2 separate regions of the Homo sapiens genome follow, and region 1 is linked to region 2. Evidence: chromatin contacts called from ENCODE Hi-C or POLR2A ChIA-PET data. All regions are on one chromosome and are shown on one strand. The core of a region is the stretch at or near the end of the contact, and the rest is flanking DNA. Distances in the headings are between cores, read along the strand shown.

Region 1 (3,582 bases), core at 623-3,122, 240 kb after region 2:
AGAGCCAAGGGAGCTTCAAAGTCCTTTGCTCAAGGCCGTACAGCTAGGAAGTGGCAGAGCAGGCATTGGAATCTAGGCGGTCTGGGTCCACAGCCTAGTATCTGACCAAGAGACCAGGCATCACTAACGCTGGCTTCTCTGAGAGATTCGGGACTCCCACCCCCTTGATGCATTTACCTTTTACATCACTGTCTGTGATGCGTTTCAGATCCTTCAGCAAACTCCAGGACCCCTTTTGCAGTGTGGCCTCATCTGTCAGAGGAGATATAACCCCAGATTCCAGCCTTACTGTCTCATTGGCGCGCCTAATCTTAGAAACTACAATACCCATGAGGCCACTGGGCAAAGATAGGCCTGGTTAAGGACTCAGCCGCCCGTTGCCTTCTGGGAGTTGTAGTTTTATTACATAAAATTGCCAGCCGAGGATAGGGAAAACGGTATTTACTAGCCTCGGGGAACCTCGGAATCTGCATCTCAGCCTTCTCCATTCCCGAATCCCGGAGACCCTGCTGTCAGCCTCTTCCTTCCCCTGGTCTTATCTCCCTCCTTTCCCAGGACCCAGGGGTCCGTGGTCCCCCCTGCCCTCACCAACGACCCCCATATAGGCATCCTCATTAAGCGACAGTTCCTGGAAATCCTTCACGGCATTCTCTACCCTTTCCATCATGGCTTTGTGATGCTTCGCATCCAGGTGGCCAGGCAGGTAATCTTTCTCCAGGGACTTTAGCGCCAGCACGACAGACGGGTCACATATAACACACCCCTCGGCAGGAAGCAAGCAACCGGCCAGCGCCGCACACAGGAGGGTAAAATGCGGCCCCATTGCAGCCGGCGCGCACAGTTCCCGAAGACCGTTAGGAAGGGTGCTCTCACCCCAAACCGAGAGCAGGAGAACGCTAAACGGAGAAAAGCCAAAATCCATCTTAAGAAATCCCACTGGGCCGCCTATCCATGGGGTCCGCAAACCTCGAAAAGAGGATCTTCAGGAAATCTCCAAATAAAGAGGACCTATGTCCTTCATCAAATGCCTCCGAAGTGTGAAACTGAGCCCCAATCCAGGGGACCCAAAATTTAGGGTTCTCACTGAATCCCCCAACTGAGAGATCAGAAAAACTATTAAACAGGAATCACTCATAAGTCCCCAAACTCAGAACCTGGAATCTCCCAACCCCATGCGCCCCTTCCCAAAATCCCAAACTGTGGAATTTTCCAAGTCCCCAGATTGACGTGAGCCTGAACTCCAACCCTTAAGAGCAACACCGAGGCACTCCCCCGCCAGCCCCCCAAAACCTGTTGAACCTCAAGCTGAAGATTCAATGCCCAAACCAATAAACATCTAACACAGACCCAACCACGATATTATCAAACTCGGAACTCCTTCAAAACCAAAACACATACCAGATTCCTAGAACTGAGGACCCCACTAACACTTAAGCGAGACTCCATGCGGTCCTCTAGACCTAGGGGGCCCTTGTTCACCCTTCCCCAAAACTAACGGGCTCCCAATTTGCAGGGCGCACCCTTCCGCTTAGAAAAAGGAGCCCCGATGCATCCTGAACAGTGATGCACCCTAAACAGCCGCTCCCCGACCTTGGTTCCCGATTTGTGGCCTCTAACACTAGGGTTCATTGAGGAGCCCGGTCCAGGTTCTGAGGGCTTTTAAAGAGGAAGCCGGGGTCATGACCACCTACGCTAATTTTCCCAGGGGTAAAATCAAGGATTGTGTTGGGGACGAGGGTAAGGTTGGTTGCGTGAAATCGAGAGCTTTTCGACGGGGTCTGAGTCACGGACGATCCCCTCTCCACAAGGAACTCCTGAAACCACCCCCTCCGAGCTTCTCACGTAGGGGCCCGAATTCCTTTATAGATATTCCTTGGGGTTTTCCTCGGCCCCACCCAGAAACTCAACTCTGTCTGATTGGACTGCAACAAAGGGAGGTCCCGCCCATCGCTCCATGACGTCACAGAGGCTGCAGCCTTTTTGGACTAGAATTTTCCCAGCATCTAGGGAAGAGGAAGCCTCCTGACTACTCTGGCTTCCAGAGTCAAGGACCGGACTCAGGCCTTCAGTTTCCTCCCCTCCCCTTGCCCCAGGACCCAGGCTTTGGGCTAGATCCGGCCCCCCAGGCCGCTGCCGCCCCCACCGCGGTCCTTGGAAACGGCTGTCGAGCCACGAAGTGGACATTTTAGCCCTAAGACTACAACTCCCAAAATGCCCTGGGGCCTCTTTCTCTGTAGCTGACTGACGCTGCCAACCTCATAGCTTTCCGGGAAATGTAGTTCAGTGATAATCCGCTCCCTCCTCCGCCTCTTCTGCCCACGCGGAGGTCCCAGTGGGAGGAGAGGACTGGGGGCCAATACTGACAGTCCAGGAGTGAGCAACTGGGGGCTCAGACGTTAGGGTCCTGGAAGGTCTCTCTCTCCTGTGTGATAGAAACAGGGAACCAGAAAAACAGGGACCACAACTCACACAAGTCCAGCAACAAGGGGCTGTCAGATCTAAGTAGGGACAGTACTCCCAATCACGAGTAATAAAAATCCTCAGGGCCCGGCGCGGTGGCTCACGCTTGTAATTCCAGCGCTTTGGGAGGCCGAGGCGGGCAGATTGTCTGAGGTCAGGAGTTCGAGGCCAGCCTGGCTAACATGGTGAAACCCCGTCTCTACTAAAAATACAAAAATTAGCTGGGCATGGTGGCGAACGTCTGTAGTCCCAGCTACTTGGGAGGCTGAGGCACCAGAATCCGAGAGGTGGGAGTTTGCAGTGGGCCGAGATCACACTACTGCACTCCAGCCTGGGCCACAGAGCAAGACTCGATCTCTGAAAAAAAATAAATTAATTAAAAAAAAATAAAAGTCTTCAGAAGTACCCCACCTTTTCCTCCACTCTCTTACACACACACACACACACACACACACACAAACCCACACACACATACACAGTGGCTCTGGCTCCAAAAAAGCTACAGAGACACGGGTTAGTGCTGTAGACTTTTAATTCATACCTCCTGCTCTCTCACCCGTGGCAGCTGAGTTGGGAACAGTACTGTAACAATTGTAACTGTAACTCCCTGATAAGCCTACAGGCATGGGGTCTGGATGAGTAGACAGGGGATGTGATCAGAGCTGACTATGTTTAAGGTTTCTTCTTTCACCCTCCAAAAAACAGCAAGGGGCTCCTGAGATCTCGACAACCCCGTCCACCTTGGCCAGACCTCGTGCTCCTGCCTGGATCTGAGGCTGGGTCCAGGGTCTGCCTACCTTTAGATCGTTTTATCTCAGACCTGCCCAAAGCCAGATGTAGTGGTTCTGGGAGTTCAGGGACAGACAGTGGTTAGCAATGAGCACGGTACCTGCCAGTTTGTCACAAGCACAGAGGGTGTGTTTATACCTGCACACTTCCAGAAAACAGATCCCAGACCCTCAGCAGCCCACCTGCAGACAAAGACCAACTTCCTTCATTGTGAGAGGCAACCTGAACTCACACCCAATATATGGAGCTCTTGGCAGTTTATGAGCTTTAAAAAAAAGTGTCCCTGGATCCCTGGAAAGTTCTGCTCCAGAAGCTGTACCATTTTGGCAGTGA
Region 2 (3,680 bases), core at 859-3,358:
ATGATGTGATTTCAGCCTCCCATTGGCTGCCTCTGAGACTGTGCTCTATGGTAATCTCACCACCGCTTGCCCCTTAAAAATCCCCAAATCTGGTTTTGGATTAAGCAATGGCTTCCACCAAGATGATCTTTGTCTGCCTCCCCATAGGCTGCTTCCAAGATTCCAGCGCTCCCACCTATGCCTTTCCCATTGGCTGCCGCTGGTCTCAACCGCCCCAGCCCCTGAAGGAACACACTCAACATCTTCTGGCCTTTCCCGGGACACCATGGGATGCTGGTCATGGCGTGGGGCAGTACCTGAGTGTGAAGGCTGCGGGGCAGGCATTGGCAGGGAGACCTCAGCCAGCGGGAGAATGTAGACATCAGGCAGCGACTGTGAGGAGGAGGTCTCCTCCGCAGGGGGAGTGTACTCCCCGGAGCAGTCCTCCCCTTCAGGGTTCTCAAATTCCTGGGGCCAGGAGAGGAGAAGAGGGGTGGGAGAACGCAGGGCTGAGAGACACGCCATCGTCTTTCTCTTAAGTTTGTCTCCCCTTCATTTTTGTAACTGTCTCCCAGTCCCAGCCCAATTTCCATCCCCCATTTCCCCATCCCAAGGCTCCAGATCTTGCCATAGCTTCAAGCTGGAAGGTGCTCTCGGATTTACTGCCCCCTTCTCCCCACCAACCACCTGTGTAGGGGGTAAAGGCCTTGCTGGAGTCTTCCTCCCCAAGTTGAATCCCCTCATGCACCTCACCTTGAAGCCGACATCGCCCCGTTTGCAGCACAGACAGGTGAGGAGGAGGAAGATGAAGGCCAGCAGGCCGGAGCAGGAAATGAGGACCACAGCGTAGGGAGGAGCCAGAGGAGCCCGGCCCAGGGCGAATCCATCTGTGGGCACAGGGCTGGGCTGGGGTCCCAGCTTCAAGTCCCTGGATACCGGAATCATGCCCCCTCCCGTCCCGGCACGTCTTGGACTACAACTCCCGTGATGCTCTGCGACCAGGGTCCCTTGGCAGAGGTGCAGAGTGGCCCAAGGCATTGTGGGAGTTGTAGTTTGGGGCCTTCCCAAGTGGTTGGATTGGGGGTGGGGTCTCTCTTCTCGTCCCAAACTGGGACCCCCGCCACCTCATCCCACCCCATCCCCTCACCCCAGGCTTGGATGAATTCCAATGAGGGTTGAAGGAAAGAGGAGTGATAGTGAAGTCTGGAGCTTGCAGAATTTAAAATACGCTCCCGTGGACAGCCTCATTACCCCTCGTTGGGGAGGAGGACTAGCTCTCAGCTGCAGGCTGGGAGAAGATTCTTGCCCCATGCTGGAACCCCCCAGTTTGTGGGGTTGAGATCTGTCTCTTTTAGGGACGCTTGGCGCACACCGATGTTCTCTATCCCCAGCCCAAGACCCAGAGAAGGGAACTCCGCAAGCCCTGGGTCTCTCCAGAAGCCAGAGACAGCCTCCCGTGTTGTGTCCCCCTTAGAAATAGTATTCCTGTCCTCTGCCCCCAATTCTCCCAGAGGCCCTGTCCTTCCCCTTCTTCCTGCACACACCAGCACAAACACATGCGTGCACGCATACACACATGTTGCCCAAACGGAGCCCCCTCCCCACCCAGCCCCCAGCCTCCCTCCCACAGGCCCTGCTGACAGAGGCACCGTCCCCGCCGCTCCGGGCCCTGCTGGGCTGCGGGAAGACGCGCACCAGGTGACGGGGCAGGACCCGCAGACAGACCCCTGGGCAGACAGCGAGGCCGCCGCGGGGGTGGGGGCCACCGGACAGACTGATGGCCCGACAGACTCACCGGGGTGGGCCGGGGACGCCAGGCAGCCGGAGGCGGAGACGGCCGCAAGGAGGATGAGGGCGCCGGGGGCAGGCATCTTGTCGAGGATGGCAGGGAGGTGGAGGTGGTGGCGGCTGGGGAGGAGGGGGGGGCGGGCCCTCAGCCCCCAGCCATGGGGACCCGCGCGACCCTGGCCTCCTCCCGGCCCAGGAGAGGGGCAGGAGACGCAGGACAGGGGGAGGGAGGGGCTGCTTGCTGGCTCAGGTACCCCCCTCCCCCTCTTTGAAGGGACAGACGGATGAAGGGATGGAGAGGCGGACAGAGGAGAGATGCTGGGGAGCCGGGGTTGCTGGGGTGGGGGGGAGAGGGTAGGATGGGGGGGGCGAGAAAGAGGGCCCCGCCCCCGAGGGCAGCCAGGATTGGGGGAGCAGAGAGCCTGTCACAGGAAGGGTGGGAGGAGGGAGGATGGAGCGTCGTCATGGCAACTGGCTCCCCCGTAGCATTGGCTGCCAGGAGGGAGGGGAGGAAATGGGAGGGGGAGGGACAGACAGGGACCGGCACACACTTGCAGCGGGGGTGGGGGGGCAGGGCCCACGGGTGCCTGGCCCGGACACCGCTGTGACATGCCACCAGCATGGACACATGTGCTACACGCTAAGATGCAGATGTCAGGCACGCGCAGCCCACACACAGCTGACACACGTCGCAGGGACCCTCATAGACAAGCGCATCACATACAAAGGTGGACAGCCATCAGCAGACGGGGACACGTACACGTCACACACAAAGACGCAGGGACCGCACTGGAAACGCACAGGCAGGCCAGCTTCCAGCACAGATGCACCCGGCCACGCAGGAACGTCAAAGCATCACAAAGACCCACACATGCCCCGGACAAAGTAAAGCCCCAGATCCACAGACGCACACGCCACAGACAAAGATCCCCACGGACACCACTGTGACATGCTGACACTCATAGTCACAGCCACGCAGACAGTCCCTAGACAAATGGGCAACAAAGAATACCCACAGACACAAGTATCACATACATGCACGTCACACAGACATGCACAGACAGCAATTGCACAGACACACGCAGACACACACATCACATGAACTAACATAGACACGGACACAGCAGCTACACAGAGACAGGCACATCACATACATGAGTACACAGAAACATAATACATGCATGTATACGGACACGTAACATGCATCACTCACACGGACACAAGCTTCACTCACATGGATACACACAGACACACTACATACACATGCATGCGGGCACACACAACTCATACATACAGGGCTACATAAATCACATGCAAAAATACACATAAATACACCACACACTGATACATACAGACACATATAACATGCACATATACACAGTCACACATACATAAGCACAGACATAGGCACACAGATCAAATACACAGACACACAGAGTTGCACACATCACATACCTAAACAGACATGGACACACACATCACAAATACACACACCTTTCACACAAGGTTACAAAGACACAGAACCCCACCACAGTCACACATCACATACATAAACACACACTGGCACACATAACACATACAAAGAGTCACACACCCACAACACAGACACAGACACGCGCACAGACACACGGGTCGCAAATACCCACGTTTCCCGTGCGGTTACGCAGACATTACACAACCACAGCACTTGCCTCATACAAAAGATACATGATCATAGTTTATTTAATGTATTTATTCTTATGAGTATTTAGTCTGTGCCAGGTATCGTCCGCAGCGTTTTACACGTACAGAATTACCTCTCAATCCTCACAACCGCCCTCTGAGACAGGTATTTTTTAATCATGCCCATTGTACAGATGAGGCAACTGAGGCACAGCGCGGGGTAGTCACCTGCCCCAAGGCACACAAGCCGG

What was found. A loop is a pair of places that touch in the nucleus more often than their neighbours do. ChIA-PET counts read pairs that join two places held with the same protein, here RNA polymerase II (POLR2A). Pooled maps may share reads with other maps.
Region 1: a pooled map shows a loop between it and region 2 (3-fold over the local background). The contact joins the promoter of IZUMO1 here to the promoter of LMTK3 in region 2. A Hi-C loop is called at or near these places in 1 of 37 single-sample maps with no recorded cell type and 9 of 50 pooled maps. POLR2A ChIA-PET finds 5 or more read pairs at or near these places in 1 of 52 experiments (activated CD4-positive, alpha-beta T cell).

The regions. Positions count from the first base shown.
Region 1 is chr19:48,745,037-48,748,618 of GRCh38, forward strand. It overlaps IZUMO1 (izumo sperm-oocyte fusion 1), which reads right to left and starts at 1,873. Exons shown (of 10, transcript NM_182575.3): 1 at 1,399-1,873; 2 at 589-896; 3 at 178-252. The coding sequence starts at 823. It overlaps FUT1 (fucosyltransferase 1 (H blood group)), which reads right to left. Exons shown (of 2, transcript NM_001384359.1): 2 at 2,975-3,582. RefSeq lists a cis regulatory region at 72-592 and enhancers at 1,368-2,153, 2,154-2,939.
Region 2 is chr19:48,509,727-48,513,406 of GRCh38, forward strand. LMTK3 (lemur tyrosine kinase 3) reads right to left here and starts at 2,109. Exons shown (of 15, transcript NM_001388485.1): 1 at 1,775-2,109; 2 at 733-866; 3 at 297-447. The coding sequence starts at 1,850.